Regions from separate parts of the Homo sapiens genome. Here regions 2 and 3 are each linked to region 1. Evidence: chromatin contacts called from ENCODE Hi-C or POLR2A ChIA-PET data. All regions are on one chromosome and are shown on one strand. Each heading gives the region's core, a stretch centred on a gene start or an enhancer-like site at or near the end of the contact. The rest is flanking DNA. Distances are from core to core; before and after follow the strand shown.

Region 1 (4,750 bases), core at 785-3,284:
AATGCCCTTCATGCGGCCCTGGTGGGAACTGACTTTATGCCTGGATTCTCATCCCAGGAGCCTTTCTTTTCTCTGTTACCATAACTGGGTTAAAAATGTTGCCTATTTTGTTGCAGGGTCTGAGTACTTAAGCCAGTGTAAATTATTTGGGAGGTGTGGGGGCAGTGCAGAGTTTCTTTTCATCCTTTAGGTCTCAGCTTAAAAGTCACTTTAGCCAGCCAGGTGTGGTGGCTCACACATGTAATCCCAGCACTTTTGGAAGCTGAGGTGGGTGGATCACTTGAGGTCTGAGTTCGAGACAAGCCTGACCAACATGGAAAAACCCTGTCTCTACTAAAACATAAAACTTTAGCCAGGAGTGCTGGCCCATGCATGTAATCCCAGCTACGCAGGAGGCTTGAGGCAGGAGAATTGCTTGAACCCGGGAGGCGGAGGTTGTGGTGAGCGGAGATGGCACCTTTGCACTCCAGCCTGGGCAACAAGAGTAAAAAACTGTCTCCAAAAAAAAAAGCCACTTTAGCCAAGAGGACCCCTTGGCCTTAGCCCCATGGCTCTCCACTGGCCCCCCTCCCCCCAGGGGACCTCTGGCCATGTCTGGACATCTGTCTGTTACAACTAAAGGGGTGCCCCTGGCCTCTAACAGGTGGAGGCATCCTACAATGTACGGGACGGCCCCCCACAACAGAATCATCCAGTCCCCAATGACAGCAGTGCCTAGGCTGTTGAACGTAGATTCTTGGTTGGGACCAAGAATTTCTAATTCCTGTCACTCTTGCAATATTTACTGTGGTCTGAAATTATCCGGATGGTTGACTTCTTAAAAATCTGTCTGCTTCATGTCCAGTGCGACTCCAACAGTACACCTTACCTGTCTTACTGCTGTATGCCAAGCACCTGGTATACAGTAGCCGCCTAATAATTGTTTCTTCTAGAAGTGAATACATAGGTACCTGTAATGAGGAGTGTTTTCTGTATGAAATTTTAATGCTGCATTGCCAGTTTATCCAAATCTGCCTAATTAACTCAAAATGAGATTCTGCTCCATTTCAATTCAGTTGATCCACGTGTATTAAGTTCACCTCAATCTCCAGTTGTTGAAAAAGAACTGAGACAGAGACCATCCACTGAAGTATCTAATTTATAAAATGTCACAATTTGTGTCATTGTAAAGAGGTTGATCTCAACCAGGTTGTAACAAAATTTCCACAGCTTATTCCAAAAGAAAATTTTAATACAAGAGATCTTAAAAAATTAAACACATTTGTTTAAAAATCCTATTATGTAAACCTTAACATAAGAGGGTAGTTAAGATAATACTACAGGTTTCAGGGCGTTTCCACAGACTTCTAGACCTTATGTACACACAGACTATCAGACTCTAGATATGTGGCCTGCTTACCCTTAAGGGGGTGCACTGGGAGCCGATCATGGGCGCCCCCTAGTGGGGTTACCATCGCTCCTCCATTCAAAAAAGACTCGCTTCTCTAAGAAGTCGGTGTCAGGTGAGTAAGCGTTCTACCTGACGGCTAAGCCAGGGATGAAGAGAGGCCAACATTCTTCTTAGGATGAGTCCTGGATAATAAAAATTCCAATTAGCTCTACCCCCATCCCCTTCACTCCGGGAAATTAATGGTCTCTGGGGTCACTGAGCGTTTAGTAGCTCTGGGTGCAAATGTACGATCCACCATTCCGTGTGCTACTGTCCTCAGTCCCAATTTTTGCAAGGGCATCCTCTGTCTTACCTACACTGACAGTGAATGAGTGGTGGTTCCCCTTGCCGTTCATGGAGACCAGCGGCAGAGCTGAGAAAATTTGAGGGGAAGTGGGGGAAGCCTGGGTGAGTGGTTTTCCGGTTAGGATGGGAAAACACTTACGCACCAGTAAGAACTAAATCCCTGGGCCTCTTAAACCACCAGTGAATCTAGAATCTTCCGCCAGCAGCGCTGCTCCTTAATGTCATAGGCTCAACTATCTTATTAAGGAAGCCAGATTTCTTTTTCACTTCTCTATAGAAACTAGCTATAAGGAAGGATACGCAACTTGGTTGCTGGGATTTAGAAGTAACTGTCTACTCCATGACATAATTCAGAGTACCCAAATCGGGCCCATAAGATGGCAATGGCTCATGGCTAGAGTGAGGAATACCAGAGATGACTGATCGAGGTACATTTCAACAACCATGGGATGAACTGCGGGATCCGGTCTGCCTAGAGCCGGGAGACCCTGGATGGCTACACCCTTACTTCTATTGACCAAGGAGCTGAAGCTTTATTTTGGAAACAAGATCAAGATTGTGTATTAGAAAAACATAAAGATGAACTTTCTTGGCACAGAAATGAGATAAAATATACAGTGCTACAACTGCAGAATTAGCACGGACGCCAATCTAAAAACAGCAAATATTTAACAGTAGCTTTAATGAATTAATGCACAATATTTTGAAAAATCTTTGACCTTGCTCATAAGCAGATGCCTGCCTTGAAGAAACACTCCAAGTCTGCCGTGATTCCGAGCGAAATGCCAAGGCAGAGTCAAGACAATCATTACCTTTAGGGCTGAAACCTGGGCATGAGGCTGCCCCTTCTGGGATGCCTCCTAACCAGTCTGATGTACTGGGGAAGGAGGAGTGAGGTGGGGTCTTCCTCGGGTCCCAGAAGCTGAAAACCCAGCCCTTCCTTTGCCATCAGTTCTGTGCCAAGGCTGGAAGATGCTGCTGGAGTGCAGGGCTTCCCCCGTGTGGGTGCTGCAGCTCACACAGGAGCTTGGTGGAGGAATGAAGGATGGATTCTGGGGGTAGCCGGAGGGGAGGGGGCTCACTGGGAGCCCAGAGAACATGGCTGGACCTCCCTGTGAGGAGCCAGATGGTGTCGCAGCCCCCTGTGGGGGCTTGAGCACGTGGAGCAGGAAGGCCGAGGCCTGGAACCCCAAGAACTGGTCCTCAGGGTTGGCAAAATGTACCATGCAGAACCAAGAGAGGCAGCCACTGCCGGCCTGGGCCACAGAGCCCTGCCTCAGGCTGTTGGGATATAAGCCGCCTCCAGAAGGCAGAGCCTGCTGTCCATCAACCAGGCAGGCTGGTGGGCTTCACTCCTGTTTCCAACCTGGATTGTGATCACTGGCCCCAGTACTTGTTAGTTGCATCAGCTACAGCCATGGTATCAATCCACCTGGTGTAAACGACTTTCAGGAGCCTCTGGTTTTTAAAGCACAATACTACCTGCCATGGTTCTAAGAAATTACATGGTTATCAAAATTGATCTTAATAAGCTCCAAAGTATGAAGCAGGGCCAAGGGCTGTGATCAGACCCAGTCCACATCCCTCCCCTTCCTCTTCCTAGATCTTGCAAGATGGTTCCCTTGTTTACAACTCCACTGGATGATCCCTTTTATAGCCAGCAGCTCCCTAGATGCAACTGGTGACTGGATGTGAAGATGGCTACCACCATAGACTGTAAGAGCCTCTTCCCTGAAAGTGTCTTCCTTCACCAGGGCCTGCCAGTAGAGAAATGCAGGGGGCTTTGAACCTCAGCTCCAAACTCTAAAATGCCTTGCCAGCAACGTGATTGGAGCATACTGCTAAGTGGGAATCAAAGAAGCTGGAATTTCACACTGATTGCAGGAAGAGTGGCGGAGAAGGTTCTGTCTCAGATCAGGAGTGGATGGTTGGGCTAGGTTTCTAGCAGCCTTTAAGCTCCCTCCCTTAGAAGCTTTTGTTGTCTCTCAAGGAGAGACACCTCTGCCCAGCCCTACCGTTCCTGAGTCGTCTTTCATCTGGGGGAGAAAAAAAGATGTGAAAGATGGAACCTGCTGTTCTGTTTCAGCACAGCAGGCCATGAAGACAGAAGGATTCGGTGTGGATTCTTCCTCCCAGCAAAGGGTGGTCCCAGGAATCCAAGGCCCTTGAGAGGTGGGCCACCCTCGTTCCTCTCTGAGTAGGGGAGGGGGCTTCTGTTCTCAGATGTTGTTTGAAAATCTCCGAGTAATCTTAGAAGAAGACAGATGTGAGGTGCAAGCAATCCTTTCCTCAGGGGTGTCTTCGCCACTCATGGATAAGGTCGTGGCTTAGCCCTCAGAATTGAATCCAGGCTGACAGGCAGTTGACACATTTCCAGGGTGTGGAATTTGGGCACCAGGTTTCAGCCACAATTCTGCTAGGCCTGGGTGTTTCTGCTCCATAACTCCAGGAACTGGGAACCCTGCCAGTTGTTTGTTGCCTGAAGTTCATCCCACCACACTAGAGAGCAGGACGGGATTCTTCTGAGCAGCAAGATGGACCCAATCATTGCAGAACATTCTATGGGATTCCAAAGGGAAGGCTTCGGGGAGTTGCTGTCATGTGCGGGCCACCAGCATTTTTAGAGTGAGAATGAGAGGAGATGGTCTGGATCTGCGAGATGACTCGACTCTACGGTCTGTGCATGATCATGGGGGAGGTACCAGGAGCAGGCAGCTGGGGATGGTCCCCATGTGGCTCCCAGGAACATGCTCTCATTTTGGAGAGCAGACCAGGTTTTTTGTGAATAATTCAGTATTATAAAAGTAGGAGGCAGTTTCTCCCACCAGTTCAATACCAGCTGAGAGCATACTTGTTTCTCACGGGTTAGTATCTCTCAGCAATGGGGGACTGTTGCATTATTATCATGTGCAGAATGTCCAAGGTGCTTCCTCGTGGGGTATCTGGAGAGAGACCAATTCACATCCTGTGCTTTGGGGGCAGGTGTCAGAAAAGGTGCAGGTCATAAGCCTGGGC
Region 2 (4,750 bases), core at 1,425-3,924, 110 kb after region 1:
AGGACTGAGAGCTCGCTGGGGACTAGACCTATGGCAAGAGATCGAGCCCAGCACCCAGAGCGAAGCCACAGCTGAGGCCCAGGGTGTTCAGGGTGTTTGAGATATTGATCTCCACACTGGTCTGGATATTTTCTCATATATAAGAGTGTGTGTGTGTGTGTGTGTGTGTGTGTATACATATATATATATATATATATATATATATATATATTTTTTTTTTTTTTTTTTTTTTTTGAGACAGAGTCTCGCTCTGTCACCCAGGTTGGAGTGCAGTGGCGCAATCTCAGCTCACTGCAACCTCCGCCTCCCATGTTCAAGTGATTCTCCTGCCTCAGCCTCCACAGTAGCTGGGATTACAGGCACCTGCCACCATGCCCGGCTAATTTTGTATTTTTAGTAGAGACAGGGTTTCACCATGTTAGCCAAGCTGGTCTTGAACTTCCGACCTCAAGTGATCTGCTCGCCTTAGCCTCCCAAAGTGCTGGGATTACAGGTGTGAGCAATGGCACCTGGCCAGCCTGAATATTTTCTATCATAAAAAATTTAAAGGAAAACTCCTCTTGGAAGACGCGATGCTTCAAATTGTTTTCCAACCCGAAGCAGAATTGCTGTGACGGATGGGAGGTTACTTTTCACCCTGCAGCCTCAGCACCAGAGCCTCTGAAAAAGCTTCTGATAGAGGAGACGAGTTTTAAGAACAGAATAAGTTTCCATTTGTCTTGGAGAGAAGGAGTGAAGGGCTGCGGTTAGAACTTGCTCTGACTGCAAAATTCCATGCAGGCAGGAAGCCAAACGTGCCTCTACCCCTCGTCACAGTAATAGAAGCAGCAAAACCACCTCTGGAAATTCCTTCCAAGTCAGCCCAGCTGCACATTCACAGGTATCCAATCTCTTGAAGTTCACCCAATGTTTATTGAGCACCTACTAGGCACCAGACTTGTGGTGGCTCCAAGGAGAGATACTGAGCTGAGCCAATAGTTTGGAGCAGTGGTTATGGACACAATAAGACTAAGGCTGCCTGAGATAGAATCTTGATTTCATATTCTCATTAGTTGTATGACCTTCAGTAATTTGCTAAAGCTCTCCACACATGCTTCAATTTCTTAATGTAAAATGTGGGCAATTATCGCATCTAACTTCTAGGACTGTGTTTGAAAATCAACTACTTTGCTTAACATTTAAATATTTAACAAAAGTCGGCTATTATTAGCAAAAGCAATGTGCCTGTTCTAAAGAAGTTCACACATTTGGCTGGGTACGGTGGCTCACGCCTGTAATACCAGCACTTTGGAAGGCTGAGGTCAGGCGTTCGAGACCAGCCTGGCCAACATGGCGAAATTCTCTCTACTAAAAGTACAAAAATTAGCCGGGCATGGTGGCATGCACCCTGAGTAGTCCCAGCTACTCAGGAGGTTGAGGCTGGAGAATTGCTTGAACCCGGGAGGCGGAGGTTGCATTGAGCTGAGATCGCACCACTGCACTCCAGCCTAGGCAACAGAGCTAGACTCTGTCTCAAAAAAAAAAAAAAAAAAGAGTTCACACATTTGTGAGGCAGCCAGCCAGCCAAAAAGTTATAGTCCAGTGGAATAAGTGTTATGGCATAGGGATGCACAGGAGGCCAGAAGGAGAGGTGACATGGAATGCAGTTTCCTGGAGGAGGTGATGGCTGAGCAAAGCCTTGAAGGATGAAGAGGAGCTGGCCAGGGGGAGGAGGAGGTAACAAGAGGGAAGACCAAGCTAAAAATATAGAAGGAGTTTTCTACTTTGGTTACACTAAGACCTTTCCAAATAAAATGTTCTTGACAATAGGAAATCAGTGAGAATATAATGGACTTAAAAATAATCTTGGCATTTGAACAAGCAAGGCACTCAACTCTGAAAATACTAAAGAAATCACTATGCCCAGCAGACAGTTTTAGGGTTTCCCCCTCTGAAGGAAAGTTTCAGCCGCACTAGGCCTGTTCGGCTGCGTCTGGCTGCGAGCCGTGGTTGGGTGATGAAGTCTCATTCGGCAAAACAGCTCTTGTGAGAAGGAATGGGCTGGGGAGGTCGTGATTCAGCCAGGACGGCCACTAGCATGTCACCTTCTGATGTGATCCTGAATGGCCCTCTCCCTCCTGCCACAGCTAACTATGCTTTACAGAATCAGGAGCTTCTCTGGCTGCATGGAAGCTGAGCCATGCTTCTGTTCGGTATATTTCCAACCACACTGGGAGCCAGGCACTTCTCTTCTGGAGAGGAACTCTGTGAGCTAGGCCGATGGTGTCGCTGGTCCTTCTATCTTCTTAGTCACAGACTCTTTGATTACCAGGAAGAAAGGCCAGTTCACTATGGCTTTGGGGAAATGGGGTATTACTGGACGGGTACAAGGGTATCTCAAAAAAAGCAAGAGCTGGAAAGACTGCTGGGCCTCCTGAGGGGCAGGACCAGTGACCAGAAAGCCACCCAAGTCCAAGGTTAGCTGCGAGGCCATGCTGCTCTGCTCCTCTGCACACCCAAGGGATCCTGCTTCCTCCCTGCAAGTTTGCTTTCTCCACCTCCCGAGCTCAGGGTCTAGATATGACACTCCCTCCACCCAGCCCCACGTGCATGCAGACTGACCCAGGCTCTGAGGCATAATCCCGCATGGTCCAGGAGGAAGCCTCCGTGCGAACAGTGGTTGTCTTTCTCTGCCTGCCATCCACTTCCTCTTCTTCAGTTCTCCTTTAGGGACCCACTCTCCACCCAGCCTGTCTCTGGGCTCCCTATGGGTCCCGCTCCAGCTCTGACCCTAGAGTAGGCATGAGATCAAGGCTGGGAAAATCAAAGTCCTGCATGCACCACCGTGAGGGTGTTCCACCCCATCCAGGCCCATCAGGAGCCTGTATGACAGGGAGAGAGCTGAGGGGTTTCATAGCCACATTTCTTGGCCTGTGAGGATCTAAGCTCAGAGCTGCTGGTGAGCCCCACAGGAGAGGAACCTACTAGAGAACACAGTACAGAGACGCAGAACCTAAGGGGGAAAAGGCGGGTAGGAGGATAGGGGAGGAGGGGAAGTGGAGAGGGGGAGGAGGGGGGAGTGAAATGGGAGGAGGAGGGGAGAGTGAAACGGTGGGAGGAGGGGGGAGTGGACCGGGGAGGAGGAGGTGGGGGAAGAAGACAGCAGGAGGGGGCGGAGGAGGAGGAAGGGAGAAAGGGAGGAGGAAGGAGAATAGCTGAGACCCTAGATCAAGCTACAACAGAATGTTTTACTTATATAAGGCAAAAAATTGTTTTGTTTTAGCCAGCTCAAGGTAAGATTTTGCCACTTGTAGTGAAAAGACCTGAGACCAACAGAGAATCTGATTGGGCCAGTATCTGGGTAGTTTTCTCCTGTGTGAGTGCTCACTCTGGGCCAATGAGCTGTGGCCAGAGCCTGCCTCTGCGCATGTGTGCGGCGTGTGCAGGAAGAGAAGGGGAGTGGATTGCGACACACTCCAAAGGCTACCTCCTCCTTGGTGCTCACAGCATTGCCCTTTCTGGGTTTAACTGGCCTTCTAACTCATCTACACAATTCAAAGCTCCTTCCTGTATCCTTCGCCGTGACTGGGAATTGTTGGCTGGGACAACCTTGCAGCCAACACCAAGAGTATAAATACTTCCTTTCTCCCTCTAGAAACAGGACCAGTGATAGCTGTCTAACAACAAAATGTACATAATAAATACAAAACCCTCAAATAACTACTGATCTTTAATCAAAGAGCTGCAACTTCTCAGGCAGCCACAGAAGCAAGACCACTCAGTGTCTGCATAGGGCTCGCGTTTGATGCTTCTTCCTCCTCTGCAACCAGGCAAGGTTTCCGTCTGGTTTCTCCAGAAGACTTCTGCCTCCCTGTCCCAGTGTTATGGAGACCTGTCCCCCGCCGAAATGCATTTAAGAGGTTTTAAATAATGCCAAGCAGATGGTGGTCAGCTCGGGGCAGATATGCTACAAAATGCCAACTAAGGTCCCTCTGGGCTCACAGATGGAACGTGGCTGCCACTTCCCAATGGGCCTGAGGTTTCTCCACGTGCAGTGCAGAGCCCAAGGTGAAGCTGTTAAGGCTCTCCATCCATCTACAGATGCACAGTCTTTTTTGCACAGCTGCAAGACTGTGCTTATGGTCTTTAATCTTCCTCTTTGAAAAGCATCCAATTTAGGAATTTTTGCAGTAATCATTTCAGAGTAATGAAAAACAAACAGAACAATAGAACATTTCAGATGTGATAGGCACACTCTCTGCACCTCTCTCTAATGTATGTTTAAAGAGATGTATTAGTCATCACGAGGAACCCTCTTTTGTCTCCCCACGCAATCAAATTGCACCCGTATGCAGACCACAAACATCGTAATACAGTTAATTTACCCAATGTACTCATTTCTCTCTCATAACAATGCCCGTAAGATAGCATTCAATTTTGTTTTAAAATTTCCTCACATACAAGATGGGGCTGGGATGAACATTTTTCCATCTTGCAGGCTTGCAAAGCACCACGGCAGAGGCTAACGTGTGCCATTTTGCCTGGTCCAAGTCTTTTTATGATGGGTAAATGAGGTGTGAACAGGGCCTTGCCCAAAGACCCAGAGTGAGTGGTGGAGACGTGATTTGAACCTTTGTCTTTTCCCCCACCTAATCTGTGTTCTTCCTCCAGACCACCCTGTCCTGAAGCAGTAGAGAAAGAGCTCAGGCTCTAGACAAGGCATTGAGGTATAGTGTGGGCCATTCTTGAGACCTGCCGTATCTCTGCAAAA
Region 3 (4,750 bases), core at 1,667-4,166, 72 kb after region 1:
TGTGAATTTTATCTTAATAAAACTTTTTTTAAAAAAAGAATGGACACATGGCTCAAACAGAACAATGGAATCTAATCTTAGGACGTTTCTGGGACTATTAGAAAGGAGAAGCTCTCTTTCTGCAGCGGGTATTGCCATAATAAGTCTGGGCCTGCCAGAGGCTCTGCCTTGAAGAAAGCCTCTCTGACAGTGAATCCTACACAGAAAAAAAGTGACGGAGAGAGGGAAGGAGGGAAAGAAGGAAGAGGAGACCCCGTTCTGCTGGGATCGCTCCAGCCCTGGAGCCAGCTTTAAGCTGCACCATTTCTGCTCTTTTCAATCACAGAAATCAAATTCCTCTCACGACTTTGCTAGTCTAGGAGTTTTCCTCAGCTTCTCACTGAAATGTTGATACTCCCTGGGCATCCCCCACTTATTGTTCTGGTCACAGACCCTCCTTCCCTGGGCTGCCCATCCTGGAGCCCCATTCTGCCCCCCAACACCCTGACTTCTCAGTGCACGGGCTTATCTGCAAAGCCTCTTCCCACCACTCGGCAGCAGCCTCCCCTCAACCACTTTCCCCACCTAGACTGCACCTGGAGCAGCTGCTTAAAAATAAACACGAGCTATGTTATTCTCTCCACATTCTTCCCACCCTATTAATTATTTATCCAGCACCTGCTTCACAAAAAGGAACGTCGCAGGGAAGGAAAAGGAGGACGAACTGGAAGGAGTGAGGCAGCTCAGAGCAGCAGTGGTGGGTGGCAGCACCCAGCAGGGTATGGGCAGGGGGGTGTGCAGTTGAGGCGACCCTGGGGGTGGGGGTGGTGGATGGGAGGGTCCTCCCTGTGGCTGTAATGAAGCCTACTGGCCCCTTGTCAGAATGATGTTTTTAAGTTCACAAAACAAGATACATGGGATTAGGGAAAAAAGGCAGAAAGGCACATAGTCTTAAACACAGGTATCAGAACTGCCATGCAGCAACGTGAGTGCTTCTTTGCAGGCACATTCAATAACAAGATCTACTGGCAGCTCTAATCGCTCCTGTAATTCTAAAGTAGTGACCTTTAACCATGAGCTTTAATGATGGCTGGAAACATCGCAGCAACCGCAATGTGATACGAAAATACCTGTGATTGCTTTCCACTGGGGACAAAGGAGGAGGTACCATTACTCCTATTATAATTTGTCATCTAAGTTCACATTTAAAGTTCATGTTTCACGTAGAGGGTACTGAGAACAAAAGTGTAAATCTTTTCCATTAATCACTTGAATTTCATCCTCAGACCCCAGGATAAGAATTCCTTGGCTAGAAGATCAGGCTGAGCCCTAGAGCAGGCCACTCTGAACCTCAGTTTCCCTATCTGTAAAACAGGGCTGGGAATGAGGCCCCGGCCACCGTGGGGAAGCTGATGAGAGTCAGAGTTGGGGGGTGGCATTCAAAGGGCATTTTGGTCAGGAAATCTCAAATGTTACCTCAGCCTAGCAACCACCACCACCGGCGGCTGTGAAGCATTCCCTGTGGGCCCGGCCACATTCTGAAGCCATTCCCCGAATCACTCAATCCTCACAGCGCCCTCGTAAGGGAGATGCCACCGTCTTGAAACTTGAAGACACTGAGGCACAGCGAGGTGACATGCTGGTCTACACTAGCTCAAGATTCAAACCCAAGTACTCTGACCCCAGAACCCATGCCCTCCTCCACCGCCCCTCACTGCCACTGTCCCAAAGGAGGTAAATGCCCAGAGGAGGCCTCATCAGACCCTAGTTTGAGTTGCAGCTTCACTTCCAAGTCTCGCACATCTGGACGGAGCATGTTGCCTGCCCAGCTCGGAGGCAGTCCTGAGCCTGGACACTAAGCAGGTCCCATGTTCTCACCAAGAACTAGAACCTTTCCATTGCAGTGGCAGTAAAACCTGCATGAGTCAGAGAGAGAAGGTCCCTGACCCTATAACTAGTGTTGGCCTGGTGCAGGCCTGCATGTCCCCTGGTATCCACTCTGCCTGTTGCTTCTTAGCTTAACTGGATCACAGCCTCCACATCTCAATGTAAAGGGCCCTAACTGACCCTGGGACTAAATCAGGTTATTTGTTTAATAAGTAAACAAATAAAACCATAAAATTCTCTGCTAGGCTGAAAATTCCATGAGGGCAGGAACCATGTAGATCTTTTACCACTGCCTTTTTTTTTTTTTTTTTTTTTTTTTTTGAGACAGTGTCTTGCTCTGCCACCCAGGCTGGAGTAGTACAGTGGTGTGATCTTAGCCCACTGGAACCTCTGCCTCTCGGGTTCAAGTGATTCTCCTGCCTCAGCCTCCCAAGTAGCTGGGACTACAGGCATGCATCACCATGCTCAGCTAATTTTTGTATTTTTAGTAGAGATGACGTTTCCTCACGTTGGCCAGGCTGGTCTTGAACTCCTGACCTCAGGTGATCCACTCACCTCAGCCTCCCAAAGTGCTGGGATTACAGGTGTGAGCCACCGCGTCTGGCCTACCACTGTCTTAAACATAATTTGTTTGTTTTTAAAGAGATAGCGTTTCACTCTGTCACCCAGGCTGGAGTGTAGTGGTGCAACCCTAGCTCACTGAAGCCTTGAACTCCTAATCTCAAGCAATCCTTCTGCCTCAGCCTTCTAAGTAGCTGAAGGTACAGGGGCACACCACCACACCCAGCTAATTTTTGTATTTTTAATGTTTTTGTAGGGATGGGGTCTCACTATGTTGCCCAGGCTGGTTTTGAAATCTTAGCCTCTACCAATCCTCTTGTCTTGATCTCCCAAAGTGCTGGGGTTATAGTTGAACACAATTCTTGAATAAATCTGAATGAAGAGCCCATAGGAAGAGGCAGAAGCGGTGAGAGCCTGGAGCCTTGCCTGCAGCTGGGAGCTTCCTGTTTCATCCTGAGAGGGCAACACAGCACACAGCCACACCCCAATATGACAACATAACACACAGTCACTCTGCCCATGACAGGCGTGGCTCAGAGCCTGACAATCTGACAAGTGAGCAACAGGTGCCCTCCACTGAGGGGACCAAGGTGAGGCGGGGAGGAAGGAGACAGGAAAGGGTCTCATTGGAAGGGTCCAATCTGATAGCAACTGCAAAAATGACACACAACAGTGCTTCTCAAACTTGCTTGTGTATGCAACCCACCTGGGGGCCTGTGAACATGCAGATTCTCATGCAGCAGGTCTGGGATGGGGCCTGAAATCTGCACATCCGACAAGCTCTCAGATGAGGCTGATGTCACTGGTACACAGACCACATTTTAAGTGGTAAGATATTGAGAAAGAATAGACAGATGATAAAATTGTAGAATCATTCTTTGAGGTCTTATTTGATACTGTTCATCTCAAGCCACATTTTGGCTGGAAAGCCTGGCACCAATGCATGAAAATATTCACCACTGTGTTCTTTGCTCATCCACATAACGGCATGGGGTTGACAGCAAAAGGAGCCCGTGGAGGTTACAGAGAGGCGGACTCCTGTCAGAAGTCCCAGCCCTGGCTTTCTGAGTACCTATGTACCTCACTGTGTACCTGGGGCCAGTTATTTCCGCCTTCTGGGTGGTCCTCAGTTATTGGTCTGCAGGCAAGCTCCATCAGCATTATCTAAGGACCTTTCACAAATGCAGGGCCAGGAGAAGTGGCTCATGCCTATAATCCTAGCACTTTGGGAGACTGAGGCACGAGGTTTGCTTGAGTCCAGAAGTTCAAGACCAGCCTGTGCAACACAGCCAGACCTTGTCGCTGCATAAATTAACAGAAAAAAAATTAGCTAGGTGTGGTGGCATGTGCCTGTAGCCCCAGCTGCTCAGGAGGCTGAGGTAGGAGGATCCCTTAAGCCCAGGAGTTTGAGGCTGCAGTGTGCTATGATCACGCCACTGTACTCCTACCTGGGTGACAGTGCAAGATCCTATCTGTAAAAAATTTAAAATTAAAATAAAATAAATGCAGGCTGGGCACCATGGCTCATACCTGTAATCCTAGCACTTTGTGAGACTGAGGCAGGTGGATCCCTTGAGCCCAGGAGTTTGAGACCAGCCTGGGCAACATAGCAAAGCCCTGTCTCTACAAAAAAATACAAAAATTAGCCAGGCATGGTTGTGCGTAACTGTGGCCCCAGGTACTCAGGAGGTTGAGTTGGGAGAATCACCTGAGCACAGGGAGGTCAAGGCTGCAAGTGAGCCGTGATTGTGCCACCGAACTCCAGCCTGGGCGACAGAGTGAGATCCCATCTCTAAATAAATAAAGAAGTAAATGAATGCAGATTGTGGGGTTTCACTGTAGAGATTCTAATTCACCGGGTCTGGGGTGTGGTCTGATCCTGTGAATATGCTTAACCCCCAGTGATTCAGATCACACCCAGAGTGGGAAACCATCAGGCAAATGACAGCTGCGGTGGACCTGTCTTTGGTGCTGACCAGTGCAGAGCTATGTGGCCTAAGCACAGACTAAGGGAGGATCCCCAAGACGCCTTCATTTTACCACTTGCCTTGAGAATCTGGAAAAGATGCAGCTATGTCTTGCCCTGCTCGGGTGCTGGCATTACTGGCACCCCCGTCAGTCACCTGGAACTTAGCAGTGAAGCCTAATCCACCACAAACAAAAAACAGTGATGTTCAATTATTTCCAAAATCAGTGCATTGGGGGCATCTGCAAAAGTCTCCAAAACAATGTGAAATGCATGACCTGCCTGCCACCAACAGTACTGCTGAGGGAAATGCCCCAGAGAGCAAACACATTTTTTATTGGTTGTTCCAGTTTGAAG

Evidence for each region. A loop is a pair of places that touch in the nucleus more often than their neighbours do. ChIA-PET counts read pairs that join two places held with the same protein, here RNA polymerase II (POLR2A). Pooled maps may share reads with other maps.
Region 2: a map of Caco-2 shows a loop between it and region 1 (6-fold over the local background). The contact joins two enhancer-like sites. A Hi-C loop is called at or near these places in 11 of 168 maps with a recorded cell type or tissue (Caco-2, Calu3, GM12878 and 7 more), 17 of 37 single-sample maps with no recorded cell type and 22 of 50 pooled maps. POLR2A ChIA-PET finds 5 or more read pairs at or near these places in 2 of 52 experiments (GM10248 and activated naive CD4-positive, alpha-beta T cell).
Region 3: a loop to region 1 is called in a map of sciatic nerve, with 4 times the contacts of the local background. The contact joins two enhancer-like sites. A Hi-C loop is called at or near these places in 2 of 168 maps with a recorded cell type or tissue (dorsolateral prefrontal cortex and sciatic nerve) and 2 of 50 pooled maps. POLR2A ChIA-PET finds 5 or more read pairs at or near these places in 2 of 52 experiments (OCI-LY7 and activated T-cell).

Annotation. Positions count from the first base shown.
Region 1 is chr16:12,570,660-12,575,409 of GRCh38, reverse strand. SNX29 (sorting nexin 29) reads right to left here. Exons shown (of 21, transcript NM_032167.5): 21 at 1,123-4,750. The region is part of intron 1 of SNX29-AS3 (SNX29 antisense RNA 3); the gene reads left to right. Among named protein-coding and RNA genes, the nearest start is that of SNX29-AS3, 38 kb to the left of the region's middle. Within about 2 kb of position 2,034, at least 3 of the 41 ENCODE cell types and tissues checked have a DNase peak (open chromatin) inside an H3K27ac peak, as active enhancers do.
Region 2 is chr16:12,457,440-12,462,189 of GRCh38, reverse strand. The region is part of intron 18 of SNX29 (sorting nexin 29); the gene reads right to left. Among named protein-coding and RNA genes, the nearest start is that of SNX29-AS2, 87 kb to the right of the region's middle. RefSeq lists an enhancer at 2,581-2,740. Within about 2 kb of position 2,674, at least 12 of the 41 ENCODE cell types and tissues checked have a DNase peak (open chromatin) inside an H3K27ac peak, as active enhancers do.
Region 3 is chr16:12,499,162-12,503,911 of GRCh38, reverse strand. The region is part of intron 19 of SNX29 (sorting nexin 29); the gene reads right to left. Among named protein-coding and RNA genes, the nearest start is that of SNX29-AS3, 110 kb to the left of the region's middle. Within about 2 kb of position 2,916, at least 2 of the 41 ENCODE cell types and tissues checked have a DNase peak (open chromatin) inside an H3K27ac peak, as active enhancers do.